3 separate regions of the Homo sapiens genome follow, and regions 1 and 2 are each linked to region 3. A link is an interaction called in ENCODE POLR2A ChIA-PET data of the cell type or tissue named here. Cell type or tissue: OCI-LY7. All regions are shown on one strand. Each heading gives the region's core, and the rest is flanking DNA. Links, peaks and the distances in the headings are about the cores only.

What was found. Peaks named below come from ENCODE experiments on the same cell type or tissue, not always from the same donor. Only the 100,000 strongest peaks of a DNase experiment are listed, where the experiment ranks them.
Region 1: POLR2A ChIA-PET joins it to region 3 with 5 read pairs; 1 of 35 experiments calls an interaction of 5 or more read pairs at or near these places.
Region 2: POLR2A ChIA-PET joins it to region 3 with 6 read pairs; 1 of 35 experiments calls an interaction of 5 or more read pairs at or near these places.

What each region holds. Positions count from the first base shown.
Region 1 is chr1:4,065,652-4,073,637 of GRCh38, forward strand. No RefSeq gene overlaps it. Among named protein-coding and RNA genes, the nearest start is that of LINC02780, 94 kb to the left of the region's middle. In OCI-LY7, for the core only: no CTCF peak of the experiment used is centred there; a DNase peak (open chromatin) is centred at 5,070; H3K4me3 peaks cover 547 bases.
Region 2 is chr1:4,306,385-4,314,370 of GRCh38, forward strand. No RefSeq gene overlaps it. Among named protein-coding and RNA genes, the nearest start is that of LINC01777, 100 kb to the right of the region's middle. RefSeq lists a silencer at 3,727-3,786. In OCI-LY7, for the core only: no CTCF peak of the experiment used is centred there; DNase peaks (open chromatin) are centred at 3,727, 4,167, 4,587 and 5,837; H3K4me3 peaks cover 2,480 bases; H3K27ac peaks cover 3,244 bases.
Region 3 is chr1:3,901,852-3,909,837 of GRCh38, forward strand. LINC01134 (long intergenic non-protein coding RNA 1134) reads left to right here. Exons shown (of 4, transcript NR_024455.1): 2 at 2,114-2,185. Among named protein-coding and RNA genes, the nearest start is that of LINC01134, 5.4 kb to the left of the region's middle. RefSeq lists a silencer at 5,591-5,650. In OCI-LY7, for the core only: CTCF peaks have their summits at 2,766 (motif pointing left), 5,531 (motif pointing left) and 5,732; DNase peaks (open chromatin) are centred at 2,180, 3,150, 4,410, 5,540 and 4 weaker places; H3K4me3 peaks cover 4,547 bases; H3K27ac peaks cover 5,000 bases.

The DNA of each region.
Region 1 (7,986 bases), core at 2,008-7,007, 160 kb after region 3:
CTCAGTCACTCACAGTCACTCATTCACACACATTTACTCACACACACTCAGTCACACACTCGCTCACTCATTCATTCACTCATACTCACACTCATTCACTCACACTTACTCAGTCATTCACTCACACACATACTCGCTCAGTCACTCATTCACTCACACTCATCCACTCACTCATTCACTCACACACATTCATCACACGCTCACACTTGCTCACTCATTTGCTCACTCACTCATTCACTCAGTCACTTATTTACTCACTTGCACACTCATTCACTCACTTATTCACTCACTCACTCGCTCATTCACTCACACACACTCATTCACTCACACTTGCTCATTCACTCACTCACTCACACTCAGTCACTCACACACACACTCATTCACTTGCTCAGTCACTCATTCACATACACTTGCTCATCACTCACACTCAGTCACTGATTCATTCACTCATTCGCTCACTTATTCACTCACACACACTCGCTCAGTCACTCACACACTTGCTCAGTCACTCGTTCACTCACAGTCATTCACTCACTCACTCATTCACTCACACTCCCACACTTGCTCAGTCACTCACACACACATTCGCTCACTCATTCACTCACACACTTGCTCAGTCACTCGTTCACTCACACTCAGTCACTCATTCACTCACACTCATTCACTCACACACATTCACTCACACACTCGCTCACTCACTCATACACTCATTCACACACACTTGCTCAGTCACTCATTCACACTCAGTCACTCAGTCACTCATTCACACACATTTACTCACACACTCACACTCATTCAGTCACACACACTCACTCACTCATTCATTCACTCATACACTCATTCACTCACACTTGCTCACTCACACTCATTCACTCATACACTCACATACTCGCTCAGTCACTCATTCACACGCTCATCCACTCACTCATTCACTCACACACACTCATTCATCACACGCTCACACTTGCTCACTCATTCACTCATACTCATTCACTCACAGTCACTCATTTACTCACTCGCACACTCATTCACTCACTTATTCACTCACTCACTTGCTCATTCACTCACACACTCATTCACTCACACTTGCTCATTCACTCACTCACACTCAGTCACTCACACACTCACACTCATTCACTTGCTCAGTCACTCATTCACATACACTTGCTCATCACTCACACAGTCACTGTTTCATTCACTCACTCACTTATTCACTCACACACACTGTCACACACTTGCTCAGTCACTCGTTCACTCACACAGTCACTCATTCACTCACTCACTCATTCACTCACACTCCCACACTTGCTCAGTCACTCACTCACACACTCATACTCACATTTGCTCACTCATTCACTCACACACTTGCTCAGTCACTCGTTCACTCACACTCACAGTCACTCACTCATTCACTCACTCATTTATTCACTCACACTCATTCACTCACTCACACACATTCACTCACACACTTGCTCACTCATTCACTCACACTGTCATGCATTCACTCACAGTCACTCATTCACTCACAGTCACTCACTCACACACATTCACTCACACACTTGCTCAGTCACTCATTCACTCACACTCACTTATTCACTCACTCACACTCAGTCACTCATTCACTCACTCATACACTCAGTCACTCACTCACACACTCCCTCATTCACTCACTCTCACACACTCGCTCAGTCACTCACTCACACACTCACACTCAGACTCATTCAGTCACTCACTTATTCACTCACTTGGTCACTCACACACTCACTTACATATTCATTCACTCACTGTCAGTCACTCACACACTCATTCATTCACTCACACACTCAGTCACTCTCACTCACACAGTCACTCATTCACTCAGTCACTCATTCACTCACACTCAGTCACTCACATATTCATTCACTCACTCACACTCACTCATTCACTCACTTGCTCACTCAGTCACTCATATACTCACTCACTCATTCAATTGTTCATTCGTTTGTTCACCAGACTCCTGCTGGTGGCCAGGAGCAGAGGGGCATGGAGGGGTGCACTGTCCAGGTAATATCAAGCTGGCATGGGTGGGGGTGCTGGGAGCCTGGGGAAGGGACTAAGGGACGGTCACTTGGGGACACGTCTTTCTGAGGTGAAAATGGCCCTGAGGAGCCCGAGGGACCCAGAGCCTAGTGTTCAGCGCCTCCCCTTGTGTGAGTTTGTGTGACAACAGGTGGTGGGGGCAGGTCTGGGGTCCTCATGGTGGCAAGGACCCAGGGATTCAGGGAGGGAACTCATTTTGCCCTGGATGATACCTACGCATAAGTCACAGGAGCCTGGGGCACTGCCCGCCCAGCCCGTGGCATCCCATTACCCCATCCCAGCACAGGGGCTACCAGGCCAGGAAACACTAGAATCCCATAGATAGCAAGAAAAATGTAGGAAGACCCCAAGCAAGCTTCCTGGTCATGAGAATGTTCAGTTGCAAGCTGTGTTATGGGCACAGGGAGAGGAAGGAGGCAAATGCCCTTTCTGAACCCTGAAAGAAACCGAGGGTCTGGAACAGGGCTGGAAGCCCAGAGTGGGCCTGGATGTGCTGCCTCCCACCTTGAACATCGAGCGTCTGCCACTGCTTCCGGCTGAGGACTTGGCTAGGTCATCAGGACCGCAGGGTCTCTCTGGAAGGGGAGAGGCTGAGACAAGGCACTTCTTGGCTGGGCCGAGGAGGATGCTTGCCCTTCACTTGCTGAAAAGGGGAACCCTCTGTTTACACTCTTGTGTGTATTCCAAGCTCGGTGTGCCCTTCCCATGTGCCAGGGGCTGAGAACGTTACAACCTCATTATAGAAAAGAATGTTCCCAGATTCCATTCATCTTACGAAAAGCGTCCCTGTTCTTGACATGCCGTGTAAGGACGCGCTTTTAAATGAAAACGAGGCTTTCAGCAAAAAACCAATCTGTTTAAAACAACCTGTGGAGTTATGAGAGATGTGCTTTTGACTAATGAGCGCAAACTTTATGCAAGCAGAGTGCTCAATTATGGATGAGCTAATTACATGGGCACGTCGTGTTTGGATTGCGGAGATGTCTCTACCTCTCTTCCTCAGACGAGGCTCCGGTCCGCTAGTGGTGATGATTAGTGAAACCTTGGTCTCATGTTATGTTGCTAGGCATAAATAATCACTTAATTTTGTGACTCAATCTCCATCAATCACATGGGTGTGCCTTAGGGGTTTTCTATCAGTGCAGGATGCAGGAACCCAGGAAGGATCCCTCGGCCTCTGCAACACCTGGTTGTGATGGGGCTCAGCCTGGAAGTGTGGTCTCTGGGTGTAGTGAGAGCTCCTCTTGGGAGCAGGCTGTGCTGGCAGAAGCTCCCTCCTTCCTGTCTGCAGGGTGGCTCTCCGTGAGCTCTGCAGGGTGGCTCTCCGTGAGCTCTGCAGAGGCACCCTGTGGACACCAGCTGAGAAGAGCAGGCCAGCAGATGCATTTTTAGGATCGAGAAGGTTGAGTTCTTAGAGTCCTTGAGCTTTTGTGCAGAGGCAGGCCTTCCTCAGACCCTGTCTCTTGAAGGTGATAAAAGCCCAGAGTGTTGTTTTTTAAAAAATTTTATTTCAGGGCTTGGTCATTGAGTTGCACTTCCAGGAGTATCTTTTCTTTCCTTTATTCCCCAGAAAAAGCAAAACTAATTGTCTTCCTTTCTTTGCTTACAAGGTAACAATAGCAACTAATTATGCAGTGTGTTGATGATGTCTGGGCATTGTGCTGTTTTACATATATAGTCTACTTTAATCCTTAGTACATTCATGTTGGTTGATGAGCAAATGAGCAAATTCAGGCAGAGAGGAGCTAAATTATTTGTTCGGTCTTCCAAAGCTACCGAGTATCCGAGCCCACAGTGGGATCTGACTGTTGAACTTCAAAGCTCACACTTATAACCACTTCATTGTGCCACCTGTAGAGCAGCTGAGCACCTACTGGCTGACCACGTGCAAAAATAAGGTCCTCCTTTTCCCCTCAAGCAACCTGTACGCTGGGGAAGAGGCTTCATGAATCCCAGCCACTGTAACACAACCTGGGTTGAAACGGTAATTAAATCTTCAAGGTGTTACCTGTAGCTTGATTCTACAAGTTAAAAAATATTAGCAGATTGTGTTTGCACTTTTGTAATTTGTAAATATTATTCACTGCATAGCCACATAGTGAACTATGATTTCTTTTTTCTTGTATGTATTTTTCCCTCAGAAAATTCTAGTTTCCTTTTTTTTTCTTGCATGGTCTATCATTAGCTTACCCTTAAATTCCTGTAGCCTCTCTGTAACAGTAACAAGTCTCTGAAATTTCATTAAAAAAAAAAAACAAAAAAACAGGCAACTCCCTCTGGGAATTCTTTTGCAAGCTCCAAATGAAGCAACTGCATCCCAGGATGGCTCGTCCATTAACATCTTGGGATAGCCTTCATCTCTCCCCTGAATTGGATCCTCCAATTTCTTACTTCTTTTTTTATGGTGGGTGGGGAGGAACTACATCCTTAAGTAATTTTTCTTTTTTATTAATACATGTCTAATTTTTAATAGTTTAGATTTACAGAAAAGTTATGAAGACAGTATGGTGTCAACTTGAAACGATCAAAAGGATCAGAATCCAGTTTTAAAGAGTCTATTTAAGCAAAAAGCTGGGAATAGCCATCCTGGAGACACAGACTCTGGAGAAATGGGGTCAGTGTTCTGAAATTAAAAGTGAAGGTATTGCTTTATAGGTAGAAGGCAAAGAAATTTAACAGGACTACAATATTTCCTATGCAAATCTGGTTTATGAGCTACAATAATTTAATTAGTTACAGTTTGTTCTCTTTTAACAGTTTGTTTTCTTGTTTTCTTTATATCTGATTTTCATTAACTTTCCAATTTAAAAGAGTGTATTTAACATTTCTTCTTAAGACAATGTGGTAGCCATGAATTCTGTGTGTGAGAAAGGTAAGAGAAGCTAATCTGTTATGAAGATCAGCAGTGAGAAAAGGAAGCCTTTAGTTATTTGCAACATTTTGCAAAACAATGTAGAGAGGAAGAAGTCTAATGTAGAATCAGAGAGAGGAAGGTTACAGCTGCCTCAGTTACAGCTGCCTGTCACATGACTCGGGCCCCATAATTACATTCCTTTGAGGCTCAAAATAATTTTGAATTCCAACAGCTTAGATTTTGAATTACTTATTTTCACAATAGGGAGTTCATATCTACGCTCTACCCAGTTCCTTTTATTAGTAACATTAATATGGTACATTTGTCACACTTGATAAACCAACATCAGTAGGTCATTTTCCCCCAGATTTCCTTAGTTTTTACCTAATGCCCCAGGATCGATTTCTATTCCAGGATCCCTTCCAGAATCCTGCATTACATTTAGTCATCACGTCTCCTTGGGCTCCTCTTGGCTGTGACAGTTTCTCAGACTTTTCTGGATTTTGATGACCTTGATAGTTGTTTGGCATACTGGCCAGATATTTTGTAGAATTTCCGTCAATGAGGGTTTGTCTGATGTTTTTCTCATGATTAGACTGGCGCTATGTAGTTTTGGAAGGAAGACTGCAGGGGTGAAGTGCCCTTCTCATTGCATTGCATCCAGGATGCCTATTCTCAACATGCCTCATTACTACTGAAGTTGACCTTGATCACCCGGCAGAGGAATGTGTGCCAGGTGTCACCACTGGGAAGGAAGGGGCTCTGTGGTGCCAATAGTCTGGCATTATTCATTCATTTATTCATGATTTCATCTATATAGTTGTCTATATTCTGCTTTCAGTTGACTTTTCTGGAAATTGCTCCATTTGGCAGCGTTCACTGGGCCAGGGACAGCCTGCAGGCAGCATGACATTAATTTGACTTTTTCTGGCTCTTTGGTGACCTTTGAATTACCAAGACTGGTTAATTCAGTCTTATCTTCTTTGATTGACATTTGATTCCTTCTCTACCATTTCTTCTGGTTGCCATTAAACAAATATTGGACTCTCAGCATGACTCATGTTAGGATGCAGTTGTATCAAGGCAGCAGCTCTGCATAGGAAGTGTTGCTCTTGCATATTGCAGGGTATTAAGTGATTTTATTCCACCTGGCATTAATCTCACACTGAACGCTGATGTTCCAACCATCTGGCCGCCATGAGGACAATCAGCTGAGCCAGCAAACACCGTCATTGCAGGGAGGCCAGGAACAGTGGCAGGGCCTGTCCCCAGCTGCTGCTGAGCCACTTCCAGGGCTCTCCTCAGAAGCCCCTCCCTTGGGCCCTCCACCTGGGCATTGCGGCGAGGCCCCTTTGCTTCCAGCGTGTGCTTTCCAGGCTGGACAAATGAACCTGTTCCCTGCAAAGACCCTGGGGGCTGGGTGGCCCTTGGGAGAGGGAGACCATATGGGGAAGCCAGTGTGTTTCCAGAAATATGATCTTGTTGGAATTTTCCCTACTTTAGAACACAGATGGGTTTCTTCTTGGTGCTGATCTAATTGATACTATTAGTAGCTAATGCTGCCTGAGCCCTTGAGGCGCCTGGCACTTCCCACGGCTAGCTCACCGTATCCTCCTCACAGTCTTATAGGGTAGGAACTACTTCTTGGCCCCATTTCTAGGGGAGAGACTGAGGCTCAGAGAGGAGGGAGCAGCTGCTGTCTGGGGAGTCTGTGTGAGTGAAGAACTGCTGCTCCACTCCAGGAGAGCCAGGAAGCACCTGCTCTGTGGTAGCTCTGGCATCCTCTATCCTGGCTATCTGTGGGGCTGTGCTGGCCCTTGCCTTTGAGAAACATGGGATCTGGGATTTAGGTGGGACTGGCATGTCCTCTTGGTGTGTTTCCAAGAGTGCATTTGGTTGGAGGTGGGCATCTATTTTTGTGGTAAGATGCAGCCAGGTGAGCAGGAAGGCAGGATCGGGCCATGGGGCTGCCTGAGATTGGCACGAGGCTCCCTTCAGAGCAGGTCATTTCCAGTGAGCCTGACTCTCTGTCGTGGAAAACAGCTGCTCTGGAGAAACGTGACAATGTCAGTGCATTCACCTTGTGGGGCTTCCACGTGATTTAAACAGTCCCGCTGACTCCAATTAGTCAACGAAAGCCCCACCTCTCCATTGAAGGAGAGAGAAATCCTAATGGATTTGTTCTCAAAGTGAGTAATATTGTTGAACATAGGGAAGTGTCAAAGTAATAAACACTTGAATAAATGTTGTGCTCTAGCCCGTCACTTCTGAAGCTGAAAACTAATTAGGACCCTCGGGGCAGCAGAGGCATGCAGTGTGGTGATTTCCCGCCAAGCCTGGGTCCAGATTCACCCAGTGTTGTGCTGACCTAGGCAAGGGCGGCAGACCACAGCCAGTGATGGCCCCACAAAGTGGAAGGAACTAGGAGGAGCAGAAGAAACTTCTCCGAGATTTATGAAACCCAGAGCACGGCAGGACAGAGCAGGGTCCCTGCCACCGTTCCTGGTGAGAGAGCAGGTCTCCCTGCCCTGCTCTGGAAGGAACAATCCCACAGTTCCTGAGGCTCAAACCATGGGATGGCTTTTCAGTGTCTCACTCCAGATTCTTGTGTCAGCTGCTTCATAGGTCACTCTCAGGACAGGGGAGATGGTGGGAAGACGAGGAGAAAGGGGAAAAAGAAGGAGAGTGGGAGCGAGAGGAGGAGCAGGAAGAGAAGCAGAAGATAAAGATAAGATGAAGAGGTGAAAGGAGGGAAGAAAGAAAAGGAAGGAGAAGGAGGAGAAAGAAAAGGGTAGAAAGGGGCAGGTTCAGGAGAAGGAGGAGGACGAAATAGTAGGAGGGGACAGATAGGGAGAAACAGGGAGGGAGAGAGAGGGGGGCTCTGTTACACACTGCTACCTTGTAGACTCACAGGCTTGGAGCAGCGTGACTTTCAGATGCTGAGTTACAAGACTTAGAAAGACTTCCTGGCTTTTGAGAGTGGCCTGATTTGCAGCTCTGATTTTTTTTTTTTTTTTTTTTTTTTGAGATGGAGTCTCGCTCTGTCGCTCAGC
Region 2 (7,986 bases), core at 1,414-6,413, 400 kb after region 3:
ACAAGAGAGAATAAGAACCAAGACCACCACCCTTATAAAACCATGAGATCTTGTGAGACTTACTCACTGCCATGAGAACAGCATGGGGGAAACCGCCCCTATGGTTCAATTATCTTCCATCAGATCCCTCCAACAAGACGTGGGAATTATGGGAGCTACAATTCAAGATGAGATTTGGGTGGGGACACAGCCAAACAATATCAGTACAAGTGCAGCAGACGCGGTTCTCAACAAAGTGCCTGGTCTCAAGTGACCCTCGAGGTGCACCGGAGAGCAGGCAGCATCCACAGGATGGGAGTGGAGGAGCCGAGGTCCAGGCAGGCCTGCAGAGGGGAGGTGACGAAGCTGGGACTCACATCTAGGCTGTGTGCCTCCCAAGCCTGCAAGCCTTGTTTGGGTGCCATATTGACTGGCAGTGGAGGTGACATCCTCACCACAGAAGAGGCGTGGAAGAGCCATAGGGCCTTGGGAATGGCAGTCTGCCTGGTGGTGGGGCATTTGTCTGGGCACTGGAAAATAGGTGGCCCTTTGCATGCATGGTTAGCAGGGACCTGAGAGGGCTGGCAGGAGTGCCAGGCATATTTTATCAGCTCTTTTGAGCTGCCTGTGAAGTGCGATTGACAACTGTGCCACCTCAAAGGGTAGGAGGGTCAGATAAGTGAGACAGGCAAGAGCTTCAGTACAATTCCTGGCATGTGATGTGAGCTCAGGAACACACAACAGTTCCTACTGTCACTATTATTGTCAGAATTTGGCTATTTGGAGATTGGTGCAGATAATTAAGCACATATAAAATGCTCAGCACAGAAATAAAAGCTCTTTGTTTCTGACAGCTCAGAACTGCCTGGTGTGGACTGGGCTGATGTGGGTTCTTTGCAGAACTGGCTGGCCTCAGAGCAGGGACACTAGTGAGAAGTGTCTGGTTCAGGTGTGGACAGCCCAGAGAGGCTTCTCAGTCCCTTCCACCAACATGGGGGATTCCAAGCCCCTTCTGTGTCTGCCCTTCTGAAGTCTCTGCCCTCTTTTTAGAAGCAACACTGTCCTCTGACTTGAACCTGGTGTTTTTTTCTTCTTGGCCCCAGTGAGCTATGCCAGGTGGCCACAAATGCAGAGCCTTGGGTGTCCCTCTCATTCCTAAGGAGAGGCCTTTTCCCTGTAGTCTCTGCATGTGCTGGGCACCCTGCCAGAACCAACATCTCTTTCATCTTCCCCTTCCAGCTCCCTCAGTGACCAAAATGGACTTTTCTGCAGAATGTGGAGACTCAAGGCTTGCCCAGTGCTGGAGCAGAGGAGAGGCTTCCCTGGATACCTCTGCAGGTGTCATGAGGGCTGCTGTCCTGTCCTCACAGCCGAGATGAAAGACCTCCAGTGATGCCAGCACACGCCCAGGGGATTGAGGAGGTGACATGGGTGAAGAACACTCATTGGGGTAAAAGAGAAAAACATGTACAAATTGCCCTTAATGGAAGCCAAACGCTCACTTGGTGCTTGGAACCACATGTAAAAGTGACCCATCAAAATTCAGGTGTCGAGGAGGTGGCTGCAGAGATGCAGGCTGGTGTTTTTCCTGCAGGGATGGCCACGATTTGGATATTTCAAAGAAAAGAGAGGGGGAGTCCATTGAGCCCAGAGCCCTCTCTGCTGTCACTGAAGCTGTCATCTCCTGGTCCCCAGGCTGGCGGCTGCCCTATTTCTTTCCCCCGCCACCAGTGTGACTAAGCATGTTCAAGCTGAACTCCTCCCTAGACAGCGGCATGTGTGGCCATCTCAACGTCTCAATTGCCTGTAAAGAGAGATGTGTCTCTCCCGCTTCAAACCACAGTGGCGTCTTTGGGGTGTGAATGATGGATCAAAGTCGCCTTTCTTCTGCACCCCTCTCCCTTTCAACGGAGGCAGCGTGCTTACATGGCGAGCGTTGTTTTTTAGCCCCTCAGGTGTGCTTGGAGGAGGCACTGGCTGGGCTTCCCTGCAGGAACATCAAGTCTTTTGGTGACTCACCTGAGCTTGACAAATAGCCCTGTCTGCCCCGATGACAGGGGCCCGGGTGCTGGGGAAAGAGCAGCAGGAGTGACTGACAACAGATAGGTTTTCCTTTTCTGAGTCAGAGTCTGCTTGTGGGGAGTGGATGCCAGAGAACATGGAAGCCAATTAAAGGCCATTGAAAAATTGGGTTGCAAGAAAGCCCCCTAAAGACAGGACCTGTTACAGCTGGCAGGTATTCTGGGATGTGGGGATGGAAAGAACACTTTTCTGCAGTAGCCCATGTTGGGGCTGTGTGGCCGTGGCCATGGAGGGCAGACGCAGCCTCTCCACGAGGCCACCCACACTCCAGTGACGGTCACACCAGAAGGTGGGCTCAGCTGGAAGGGACTGGGGAGAATGTGTTGGGCAGTTTATTCCTCACTTTTTGGAAAAGGAACTAGGGATGTCACGGTTGCTCTGGGTGTCCAGGATGGGGTGCATGGAGTGGGAGCCGGGCGGGAGCAGTGGCTTCTTTTGAGCGTTACGGTGTCACCAGCCCTGCCCTCTCCCTTCCCATAGGACCCCTGTCTCGGCTCCCTCTCCTCTGACAGGTTCCTAGCTCGGCCCTCCAAGACCATCCTAGGTGACCAGAGATGGCTTCTTGTTCCTGTAGACCTTCAAAACCAGCCCTGGCGGGCAGGGCAAAGGGCAGGGTACAGTCACAGCCTGGGTGGAGTTCAAGTAGAGAGTTTTCCTGGAACCAGAGAGACTCCTGGGGGAGACTCCCAGCAGAGCTGGTGGCCACTGCCAGGCTATGCTCTCGGACATGGCCCCTGGCCACCTGTGGCAATGTAAATTTAAATTCTCATAAAAAAGGATGAGTTCATGTCCTTTGTAGGGACATGGATGAAGCTGGAAACCATCATTCTCAGCAAACTATCGCAAGGACAAAAAACCAAACACCGCATGTTCTCACTCATAGGTGGGAATTGAACAATGAGAACACATGGGCACAGGAAGGGGAACATCACACACTGGGGCCTGTTGTGGGGTGGGTGGGGGCAGGGAGAGCATTAGGAGATATACCTAATGTTAAATGACGAGTTAACGGGTGCAGCACACCAACATGGCACATGTATGCATGTGTAACTAACCTGCACGCTGGGCACATGTACCCTAAAACTTAAAGTATAATTAAAAAAAAAAGAAAAAAAAAAAGAAAAAAAATTCTCATGAATGCAGTTACATAAAAAATTAAATTCCTCAGACACAGGAGTCACATTTCAAATACTCAGTAGCCACGTTGTGAGCACTCATCCACTCAGAAAATTCCATTAGACACTGCTGCTGTCTCTAATCTTACTCCTTTCCTGCTTACAACTTCCTGGTCAGCACCTGGCCAGGGCTACCGTCCTTTCTCAACCAAGCTGAGACCCAGAGGTTTCTCAAGGACTGGTGATGACACTGTCTGCCTGTCACTGAGTGTCCCCGGGGGGCTGCATGACAGAGCAGACTGCATGAGGGACAGACAGCAAGAGTGGCTCTTTGGGTGTCTGGGGGTGGGGCCATGACCTCTCAATGGATTTGGGGTAGGAGGGGTCCAAGGAGCCAGGGTCCTACGTCCCACTGGGACCCACCCAGAGGAAGGAGATATTGGAGGTGTCTTGCTGGTTCAGGATGCTTGCTGGCTGGGGCTCAGGGTGAGGCATGGAGCCAGTCCACCGTCTCGCTGGGACAGGTGGCCCGTCCCAACAAGAACAACAAACGTGTGGTCTGTGTTCCCTCAACCGTGTCCCTGCTGCACCTGGGCCAGCCACTGGCTCCCTTTTGAAACTCCTTCCTCCCCAGGGGCCTCCAGTGTCCCAGCAGTCCCTCTAGGAACCCTCCTCCAGTTCAGCTGTAGGACAGGGTGGGAAGCTGCCTGTTCTGGGGGGCTCAACTAGTGGTCCGCCTGAGAGTGAGTGGGACAGTCCAGCACGCTGCTTATTGTCAAATGCCATCAACAGGGCAACAGAGGAACTCTACTACAGCCATTCAATCCAAGGACACTTGCTGGGGACGGTGTGCACCCCAGGCATGGGCGTGGTGTGCTAGAGCTCCCAGTCTGGAGGGGGAGCGAAGCTCACACAGCCCTGTGGAAGCTGTAACACCCAATATTCACCTGACCCATTGTTCTGTAGGCCAGCACATCTCCTCCAAGCACCTGGTGCTGCGCGGGGGCTGTGTTTCTGCACCTTGGCCGCGCAGAACATAGCCTTTTCTGTGTTGAGAATCCCTGACCTGTGCTTCACCTCTGGAGCTACTGAGGCTTTTCCTGTTTGCATCTCAAGGCCTTGGGCAGGCACAGGTGGCACCTTTGGGAGGTGACAGCAATGGTGGCCAGGAGCGGGGCAGGGAGCAGGGGTGGTATTAGTGGGAGAACGGGCTGGGCTTGGGCTCACATCCTTACTCCACTTCATCTCTGAGTCTGTTGCCTCACCTTTAAAATGGGCAATCATAGTGATATTGCTGGCTGCTGTGGGATTCACACAAAGAAACAGAAAGCAGCCCAGCACCTGGAAGGAATGTGGAGGCTGACAGCTTGGTATCCGCATGTCTGCCTTGGGTTTTGGTTCTGCCACTGTGCACAGCTCGGGGGATCTCAGGGGAGTCACCGAGTCTCTCTGGGTCCAGGAAAACCCCTTGCTCCAAGGGCTTATGATAACACTACCTGGGGGTAATGCACACAGGCATGTTGCATCGTGCCAGGAAAAGTTGAGATGCTTAAGAAGGGGTAGATAGCTTCTGTGCTAGAATGATTCCTTCCTGTGTTCTGTTGTTATTTGCATACCGTTCTTCAGTTTGTTTCTAAGTTATTTTTTATTTTTTTGAGACAGAGTCTCTCTGTTGCCCAGGCTGGAGTGCAGTAGCACGATCTGAGCTCGCTGCAACCTCCGCCTCCTTGGCTCAAGCGATTCTCCTGCCTCAGCCTCCTAAGTAGCTGGGATTGCAGGTGCCTGCCACTACACCTGACTCACTTTTTCTATTTTTAGTAGGGATAGGGTTTCACTGTATTGGCCAGGTTGGTCTCAAACTCCTGGCCTCAAGTGATCTGCCCACCTCGGCCTCCCGAAGTGCTGGGATTACAGGCCATACCCAGCCTGTCTGTAAGTTATTTTAAACAGTGCTTTATGGGGGCATAGTCTCAATACTGTAAAATGCACAGTTTCAAATGAAACGTTAGTTGAATTTTGACAACGGAAACTTACCCAGATTGAGTGAACATTTTTATCATGCCAGAAAGACCCTGCCCTTGGCAGCCGTCTCCCCTCCCGACCTCCTCTGCAGGCAGCCATTGATCTGGCTTTCATCACCTTAGATTTGTCCCGCTTGTTCTTGAACTTCATAGAAATGGAATTGCACCGTCTGTAGTCTGTCTTGTCTGGCTTCCTTCATTCCACTCATGTTTTCAAGACTCATCCAAGTAGCTGCATGCATCAGCCATTTGTTCTTTCTTTTTCTCCTGCTTTCCTCCCCTTCTTTCTGAGTAGAATTTCATTGAACGGATATACTACAGTTTGTTGATCAATTCTGTTGTTGATGGGCGTTGGGGTTGTTCCTAGTTTTTGGCTACTACAAATAAAGTTGCTATGAACGTACATTCTTGGACAAGTATTTGGTGGGCCTATTTATCATTGTTATAGACCTAGAAGAATTGCTGGATCTTAGGGTAAATGTATGTTCAGCCATATAAGAAACTGTCAAAAAGCTTTCCAAAGTGGTGTAACCATCCCCACACATGCACCAGTAACGGGTAAGTATTCCAGCCTACCCACACCGTCGCCAGCTCTGTGGTTTTCGGGATTTGTAATTTTTGCCATTGTGGTGGTGTGTAGTGGTGTGTAGTGGTTCTTTACTGTGGTTTTAATTTGCATTTCTCTAACGGTCAGGGATGTTGAGCAACTTTTCCTGTGGTTGTTATGCATTCTGTTATTTTGTGTACTTGAAATAAGGTAGACTCAATCTTCCGACTTTATTCTTTTTTTCAATCATATCTTGACCACTTATTCTTGTTAAGTCTCTTACAGATTTAGAGGGAAGTTATCTCTTTATTATTGATTTGTGATAGACTTTTACATATATATCCAGGGTGTAGGCTTTTTGTCTGACATATATATTACAAATAACGGCTTTCACTCCATGGCTGATTTTGGTGCTGTCCTTTGATGAACAAAAGGCCTAAATTTATAAGAAATTGGTTTTTTTCCTTTAATGGGTAGAGCATTTGTGTCTTAAGGGATTAATTTGTGCCCCAAGACCTTAAAGATCCTCTTCTATGTTTTCTACTAGAGATTTATAGTCTTAACTTTCACATTTAAGCTTATGACCTATATTGAATTAATTTTTGTATATGGTATAAGGTAGGAGTGAATGATTATTTTTTCTCATGTAGATGTGCAGTTACTTACATATAACTTATCGAAAAGACGTTCCTTTGCCCATGGAATTGTTTTGGTGCCTTTTAAAAAACTAGTTCACACACACACACACACACACACATACATGCACAAATGCACACACACTTTTGGAGTCACTGCTCTGTTCCGTTGATCTATTTGTTTAATTCTTTTACTCATACTACACTATCTTAATTACTATAACTTTATAGTAAATCTTGAATTATGGTAGATTAAATCCTCTGACTTTATTTTATTTTTTTCAATAAGACCCTATTTATTCTTAGCCTTTTAAAATTTTCATTTAAATTAACTTGTCAATTCCTAACAAAAATTCTGCTGGAATTTTGATGAAAATCACAGTGAATCTGTAAGTCAACTTGTGGAGAATTGACTGCTTAGTAGTATAAACTCCTCCCATCCATGGTCTCTCTCCATATATTTAGGCCTTTAAAAATTTCTCTTAACACCATTTTGTGGTTTTAAACATACCAGTTTTATACACTTTTAAACTTATCATAACCGTGTTTATGGTTACACTTTTCCACAGGCTGTACAGGTGGCATGGCTGGGGAAAACTCAGGAAACTTACAATCATGGAGGAAGGTGAAGGGGAAGAAAGTACATCTTCATGTGGCCACAGGAGAGATAGAGGGAAAGTGCTACACATTTTACAACAATCAGATCTTCTGAGAACTCACTATCACAAGAACAGCAAGGGGGAAGTCCACCCCCATGATTCAGTCACCTCCCACCAACACTGGAATTACAATTCACCATGAGATTTGAGTGGGGACACAGAGCCAAACCATATCATTCTGCTCCTGGCTCTTCCTAATGTCATGTCCTTCTCACATTTTAAAATGCAATCATCCCTTCCCAACAGTCCCCCACAGTCTTAGCGCATTTCCACATTAACTCAAAATTCCAAGTCCAGTGTCTTATCTCAGACAAGGCAAATCCCTTCCTCTTATGAGTCTGTACAATAAAAAACAAGTTAGTTACTTCTGAGATACAATGGGGGTACAGGCATTGGGAAAATGCTCCCATTGCAAAAGGGAAAAATTAGCCAAAATAAAGGGGCTACAGGCCCTATGCAAGCCTGAAATCCAGCAGGGCAGTCATTAAATCTTAAACCTCCAAAATAATATCCTTTTACTCCATGTCTCACATCCAGGGCACACTGATGGAAGAGGTGGGCTCCCATGGCCTTGGGCAGCTCCTTAATGGGCTGACATTGAGTGCCTGCAGATTTTCCAGATGCATAGTGCAAGCTGTCAGTGGATCTACTATTCTGGGGTGTGGAGGACAGTGGCCCTCTTCCTACAGATCCACTAGGCAGTGCCCCAGTGGGGACTCTGAGTGGGAGCTCCAATCCTACATTTCACCTCTGCACTGCCCTAGCAGAGGTTCTCCATGAGGGCTCTGACCCTGCAGCAGACTTCTGCCTGGATATCTGCTCATTTCCATAATCCTCTGAAGTCTAGCTGGAGGCTCTCAAACTTCAACTCTTGCCCTCTGTGCACCTGCAGGCACAACACCACATGGAAGCTGCCAAGGCTTGGGGCTTGCACCCTCTGAAACAATG
Region 3 (7,986 bases), core at 2,072-7,071:
GGCGTGAGCCACCGTGCCAGGCCCACTGTTCTTTTCTTTTCTTTTTTTTTTTTGACGGGAGTCTCGCTATGTCGCCCAGGCTGGAGTGGAGTGACGCAATCTCGGCTCACTGCAAGCTCTGCCTCCCGGGTTCACGCCATTCTCCTGCCTCAGCCTCCCGAGTAGCTGGGACTACAGGCTCCCGCCACCACACCCGGCTAATTTTTTTGTATTTTTAGTAGAGACGGGGTTTCACCGTGTTAGCTAGGATGATCTCGATCTCCTGACCTCGTGGTCCGCCTGCTGCGGCCTCCCAAAATGCTGGGATTACAGGCGTGAGCCACCGCGCTCGGCACACTGTTCTGTTCTTAAGAATTTCAACATAGAAATGAAATCCAGCCTTGCCTTAAACCCTCCAGCCCTCAAGTTCTCTGGGCTCTAGGATGTGTGTCTTCAGAAAAGGGCGCAGGGTGGAAGCCACATCAGAGGCCGAGGACACCTGGCCCCTCCCCTCTCCGCCCGCAGGTGGCTGCGCAGTCCAGGGCTGGCTCCCAGGTGCTCGGGCGCAGGGTGCACCCAGCAGCCCGTACTGTGCTTTGCAAATAAATGGGAGTCTTATTTCCTTTTTAAATCATTATTTTTTTTTTCAAGTGAGAACATTTAAATCAGGCAGTTTTGTCAGAAGCATTAGGTTTTCCACTTAAACTACAAAGGTTGAAAAGTGAACTGCATTGCATTGTGGCTTCATGGCCTGCTCAGGGTCCCTCTGTGCACTGTTCCAAGGCAGGGTGTGATTCATAATCTCTTCCAAAAGCATCAGTGTGCCTTCTCTTACGGTATGACTCTCTCAAAGCCCAGACATGCAGCTGATGCCTCCTTTTAGTGCCTGAGAAGGGAGAGTATTTAAGGATCCTGCCAGCTTGAGCTCTATGCAGCCTCCACTCTCTTTAGAAGTGTGACGTTTGGTAATTAGGTGGAGCCCTCAAATTAGACTGCACGTGGGGTTTTGCTTTCGGCAGTGAGTGAAGATGCTTGCAGCCCTGGTGTACACACACACACACATGTCCTACCTGGCTGTTGTACCCTCTCTCTTCCTAGCCCTGCGCTTCTCCCGTGTTATTATCCATGTTGTACAGAAGGGGAGGAGACAAATGTGTAACTGGCAGGAAATGCGTTTGAAATGGAAACTTAATATAATCGCTGCCAGCTGTTCAGAAAAAAATGAGAGCGAGCGATACTTTGTTAAACACCTAGCCTGTCCCATTTTCGCAGAGATTGATTTCATAATAAGCTTGGTTCAGTGGTTTTATTTCCCAGTCCTTGGGAGCTCAAAGTTTTCATCCACTGGGGCTTGGCTGGTGTTTGCCTGTCTTGTTTGTGGTTGGTGCCAGTTGATGTAAATGCCTCACTGCCTGGCCTCGCCCGCCCGATGGGGGCTCTGGGCTCCGAGCCATGTGGACTTTTAACATCCCAAAGGGCACTCTCCTTCCCTTCACCAATGTTGTCTGTCCTCTCCCCAGGTCTGGGATGAGCATGGTTTCCAGCCTCCCAGCTGTAAGGCCTGACACCCAGGCCATTGGTGAATGTCTCTCTCTCCCTGCCCACATCCTGTCAGATGCCGGTTGCTGTTAATTCTAGACTTTGAAGCCTCACGGCTGGTCTCTCCTTTTCCTCTGGCCTGGGCAGCCCACAGCTGTTGGGGTGATCCCCTGCTTCTGGGATCCAGAGCCACAGTCTTAGAGTGGCCTGTAAGTCCTGGCATGGTGCCTGGCACACTGTGGGTGCCCAGCAGGTGTTTGTCCAATGAATGTGCGGAAGGGCTTCTGAGCTTGCTCACCGTTGCCGCTCCCTGCTCCAGCCGCACAGAGTCCCAGCACCTGTTCCCCTGCCCCTCTGCTATCCACAGTGCCTCCCTCAGCTCCTGACCACTGCAAAGCCTCTTCCCCACTTCCCTGTGCCTGAAAACCTTCTTTCCCCAGCTCCCCAACCCACGTTTTGCCTGGCTAATCCATTTGTTAAACCTCAACTCAGCTTATATCTCCTGTCCTCAGGGGGCCCTTCCTGGATGCTCCCCCGCCCCCTACATTCAATCTGCCGGTTGCTGCTTTTTTAGTGTTCTGCACTCTTCTACCAGGACCCCGTGGCAGGCCAGGACCGTTTCTCCGGTGCTATCCCAGAGCATGGCGCATCCACTCATTCACTCAAGGTATCAAGCTCCACTGTGTTCTGGGGACTGGGCCAGGCGCAAGCCCAGGCATGGAATCATCACACAGAATTGTACGTTTGCAGTGTGATGGGAGCCACGGGGGAGAGGCCACATGGGCAACAGCACAGAGCTGGGGGTGTCGGGTGAGGATCCTGGGAGGAAGTGGCTGGGGCCCCCTCTCCCTCCCTCATCCTGTAGGATGCAGGCCCCTTTCAGGCCCACCCGGGGGAAACAGAGCCTCCTAGTCAAGGCTGGATGTGCAGTGGAGCCCTGTCTGGACAGGCTACCCCTCCTGACGAGGTGGGAGGTGTTGGCGTGGGCAGAGGAGCCAATCTTGAATTCTCTCCCCCGCTCCACCTCAAGCTGCCATGTGGAATTGCAGGAGACCCTGGAGGGAGCAGAAAACCAGGCTCGGCCGAAGCCACCTCCACACCACGGTTTCCTGGGTTCCCCAAAACCAGGCTTGGCCGAAGCCACCTCCACACCACAGCTTCCCGGGTTCGCTGTGTCTGCTTCTGTTCTTATTCCTGATTAGCTGTGCCCCCACCCGGCCAGGTCAGGGCACAGTGAGACTCCCCATGGTGGCAGGCGTGTGAAGTCTGTGCAGGCTTGTACGTGGCTGGCCCCCCACCTGAACTGTACGCCCCTGGAAGGCAGGGTCCGTGTTTTGTTCACGGAGGCTGGTGATACCCAGAGGACATTGGCTGGCTGGCTGGCTGGCCGGGGGCGAGACGCACACAGAGAACTTGAGGATTGTGGATTGGAGGAAACTTTGCATTCTTGCCCATACCACAAATTTCTGACTTAAAACACTGCTGTGCCCCAGTTCAGTATTTGCCTTTGACAAACACTGTAGGGCCAGTGAGAAAGTTGAAGAGATTTTTCAACTGACTAGCAGTCGGTAGACCCGTTAACTGAGGCCACCCCGGCCAGAGCACATTGCATTCCTGCCAACAGATGGTGGCCTGTATGATGACAGGGCCTCTCTTGCATATGGCCTTTTATAATTAAAAGAAAGAAGTAATAGGTAGAAAGAGAGAGAGAGAGGGAGAAGGCAGGGGAAAAAAAGCTTGCAGCATGCTTTTAAAATGTCATCGCACCACTGCACTCCAGCCTGGGTGACAGAGTGAAACTTTGTCAAAAAAAAAAAAAAAGTTCTCTTTGAATTGACCTAAACTAATGTTTTCTTAATAGCCCACCCTCTCCTATCCTCTCGGTCCACCCGACTTAGCTGGGCAAAAATAACCCTGTGGTAGGACAGCCGTCTGCTGTTGGAAAGTATCGCAGCTCCTCCCGTGTCTGCCCCGTGCACATGTGCCAAGGTCCTGCCTTGAATGAAGGACACAGCGGAGAAGGATGTAGGCTCTGAGCCTGCTAGGGTGCCTGAGAGACTCACAGGACTACCCCTGGGGCAGTTGGAAGATGCCCAGAAACTTCAGGGAGCCACCAGCATGGGGCAGAGGGTCTCTTCTGGAGTTGGTGGCATCAGAATCAGGTGTAGAGTACATAGGAACTGTTGGCGCCGTGCAGAGATGGGGAAGGAGGTGCCGGTGGAAGGGCCCAATGCCTGCGCCCCTGGGGCCCTCACTGGAGGCTGAGCATCCACTGGACTCTTGTAGCCCGCTTTGTAGACTGATCAGTAGTCTGTGACATGACGATGTTTGAGTAGAGTAGACCATTTTCTGCTTCATATATCCTACAACGTGCTGGGATCAGGAGGCAGTGGTGGGTCCATGGCATCTGACCCAGCCCGACGCCCTTGTGGTCTCCAGGCGGTCATGACCCATGGCCTGACCCGGCTTGGTCAGCCCGGCCTGGCCGTGTCTTCCCAGGTTCACACCCAGCCCTGGCCCCTCTCTGCCCCCTTGCCAGGAAATTTGAGTCCTCCTTAACGTTTCTCAATATTGTGGTTTTGTTTTGTTCTTTCTCATTCATTTGTCTTTTAATTTTTGGCTTCCGTTTTTTATGGGCACCTAATTGTGTGTGTTCTAAAAATTGAATTGTGCTTCTGTTCTTATTGATGGCAGCTAACCATCACTGTGTAAGTAGGCAGGATGTGGAGGTCTACCTAGGAGAACTCGCTTGCCTCTGCTTTTCACCGACGCAGGCCCGGTGGAGATGCTCCAGCGGAAGCCAGGACTTGTCTCCTGGTGGAGTCCACCGGTTTCATTCATCAAAAGTTTGTTGGGCTCTCTGCACACACGTTGTAAAGAGCACTGCAGGCAGTGCACAGGCAGGGCTGTGGGAGCTGTGGGCGTGGCTCCCGCCAGGGTGGAGCTGCACCCTCCATGGGGAGTCATGGTGCATGTGCACAGCTGCAGAGAGAGGCTGCAGGGCAGGAGAACCTCGGGAACCCCGTAGTCTCCGCTTGCCCTGACTGTATGAAGAACATGCTCCATTTGGGTATCAGTGAAACTGCACACCAGGGGGGAACATTCAAATCGTGAACTCCAACATCATCCAGCAGAAAAGCTCCGAGCGATGGGCCACTTTGTGCCTTGCTGCCAGCCCTCCGCTGGGATCACGCTGCAGTGTCCTTTGAAGAAAAGGCCTGGGATTTGCAGAGCCTGGAGAAGGCTAAATTTCCAACTAGATGAAAAAAAAAATTGCCATTTTATGAGAACCTTTGGGCAGTCTGGAAGAAAAACACCAAGATGAAAAGCCCTATTTTGAGAGCTCCCTTGCCTTCAAGCAGGGGCCGCTGGCAGTGGAAACCGGCTGGGGATCGGGCTGATGGCAGAGTGAGGTTCAGGCTGGGAGCGGGCATGTGGACAGGTCCCTCCCTGCAGATCCACGTCTGCCTCCCACTCGCAGATGCCCCTGTGCCCAGCGCACCGTAGGCTCACTTGGTCAAACATCAGGGGCATGGCAGGGCCAACAGATAAATGGATTTTCCCGCAAACGTACTAGTCATTGATGGGCAGCTGTTTTTCCCTCTGTGGCCGTGTAGCCATGCTCAGGCCATGTGCAGGATGAGGAATTCCTGAAGAACTGTCTGCACCCAGGGCAGAGATTACGGGGTTCTGAGGTTCCCCCGCCCCGCGGCCTCTCTTGGCGGCTGTGCGTGTTCAGTTGCCTTCATTGAAACCCAAGCATCCGTCCTCGGCTGCCACCGACACAGGTCAAGGCCACCCAGGAGGAGACACTGTGGGGCCCTGCCCAGTTCTCACGGGTATCGCATTTTGGCAGGACGTGGACCCAGGCAGGACTGGGAACGATGACCCTCAAGTCCAGGTCGGTTCCCATGTGTGGCCTTCAGGAACTAAAATCATCAGCTTTCAAATCAAACAGGTTTCATCTGAGCTACTGAGACGTCACGGGCTGTCAGTAAAGGCCATGAGGGCCCCCTAGGGGCAGCAAAGGCCGTGGGAAGATGCAGGAAAGAGTGAGTGGGAAGGCAGGGGTGTGGCGGGAAGGCAGGGGTGCGGCCGGAGGGCGGGGTGGGGCTTGCAGGCTCTCCCGCCTAGTGTCTCAGCCACTTGAAAGTGAGCTGTGAATAGGCATCACTCCACTTTTAGGGATGCAGGACAGTAGAGACTGTGTGTTGGTGGCATGTTTCAGAAATGAGACTTCTCCACGTCGGTGGGGAGGGGTCTGCCCTGCTCATGGGCCCTGGGAGCGGAATGGCCGACGGCCGGTCTCTGCTCACCCAGGCTCGCTCCGCCCCACGGAGGATTCCCCAGTTTCCTCGAAGGGCACTTGCCTACCGAGGTCCCTGCGGCTGTGACTTCCCTGTCATGCTGCTTCCTAAGAATCCAGAACAGATTCAGGTCAGTGCGTTTCGAGGCAGCTAAGTACAACGGCAGCGTCTGTCCTTAAACTTGAGTGCAGAGCCAGGGTCACCGCCGCCCGCTCGCAGCAGCTGACTGGTGTGAACTGATGGGGTGGACATAACCTGGCTTCTCAGGTGGGGCTTTGCAGGGCTGGCTTGCTCCAGGCTCCCTCCAGGCCACCTTGTGCAATGGTTTCACCTCGTCTTATTCTAGTGCAGGTTCGCCCCCTGCCTGGCTCCATCCTTCTTTTCAAAGTCTGGGCACAGAATGGAGGCCAGCCCACGTGGTTATCTGGTCTCCACACGTGTCTCTGGGTTTGTGGGGGTGTTGGCTTGCAGACCAGGAGCAGCTAACAAGGTCTGTACCTTGTTTCGAATTTTGGACTGAACTGTCTGGAATTCTTGGACGTTCTCAAGCTAACTCAGTTGCATGAATTTAGAGGCAAAAGGGTGGGGATAATTTTTCCCTTGGATTTGTCAGTTCCAAGATGTATAACTTTAGTATTCCAGAAAATAGATTTATACCAGATCGGGAATTTCTCTATTTCTCTCTCTCTCTCTTTGCTCTCTCTCTGTCTCTCCTCTCTCTCTCTCTTTCTCTCTGTCTCTCTGTCTCTCTCTCTCTCTCTCTCTCTCTCTCTCTCTCTCTCTCTCACACACACACACACACACACACACACACACACACACACTCAGTAAGAGTTCAGGCCAGTTACAAAGGTCAAGGACACAGTCCATGCAAGGCCTCACCCTGGTACGAATCACAAGTTCAGGTGCCCAAGGCCACCCTCAGTTTGATGATTCTAGAAGGACTCCCAGAACTCCTTGAAAGCTATTACACTCACAGTTGTGGTTTCTGTATTAGTCCATTCTTGAATTGCTGTGAAGAAATACCTGAGACTGGGTAATTTATGAAGAAAAGAGGTGTAATTGGCTCCTGGGTCCACAGGCTGTACAGGGGCATGGTGGCACCTGCTCGGCTGCTGGGGAGGCCTCAGGAAGCCTCCAGTCCTGGCAGAAGCCAGAGGGGAGCCAGCCTGTCTGGGTGGGAACAACATCTACATAAATCAGTTCCTTACCGGGAAAGGATACAGATTAAGATTGGCCAAAGGAGGGGAGGCAGGGGGCCGAGTCCAGGAAAAGTGCCCCAAGCGGAGCTCTTGCTGTCCCTTTCCTGTGGGACTGGGACTTGTGACTCTCCTGCGTCAACGTGGTAGCACGAGCGAGGGCCAGCCTCAAGCCACAGTGTCCAGGTTCTCACTGGGGCTCCATTCCATGGGCATGGCTGATTGAGTGACCACCCAAATGGTCAGTCCCCGTCCTGCGGCCGATTGCCACCGTGTGGTCCCCATCTCCCACCCTCCATGACACCGTTGGTCTTTCTGGCATGGCCAGCCCCACCCTGAGACCATCATGGTGGCTCTCCTCCACCCTAAGTCACATCACTGGACTCTCCTGTGTAACCCAAGGCCCTGGGCAAACAGTGACTCCTATCAGGCAGGACATCGTGGAGGTCACCTCCCAGTGGCTGAGGACAAAGGTCAGGCCTCTTTGGGGCAGGATTCAATTCTTACCGCAGACCTTCCTCCTCCCACACACAAGTGAGCTACGGAGAAAAGGGAATAGAATATCTCTCTGGTGGGTCTGGAATGCCCGTTTTCGGAGGCTGGTTGGAACTTTCTTATCTCCTTTTATTTCTGATTTCTGTTGAAATTCCCCGGAACTAATGCCTATTGTATGAACCTGATTACAAAGAGAGAGATTTTACAGAGCATTTTTCCTCTCAGGAAAAAGGAGGCACCCTGCTTTTTTCTCAGTGAGAGAGAAATGTTCTTTGAATAATTTTTTAATTTACTAAAAAATTTTTGATCCTACTGCTAAGGGGATGCAACCTTCCTGCAGAGAGGCGTGCAGATAAAGTTGTCTTAATATTTGCATTTCTGCAGAGCATGGGCTGCTGCAGCCCGGGGGGTGTGTACCGTGGTGATTTGTAAAGTGACTTCTACCCTGTCACAGGGGTGAGGAAAAT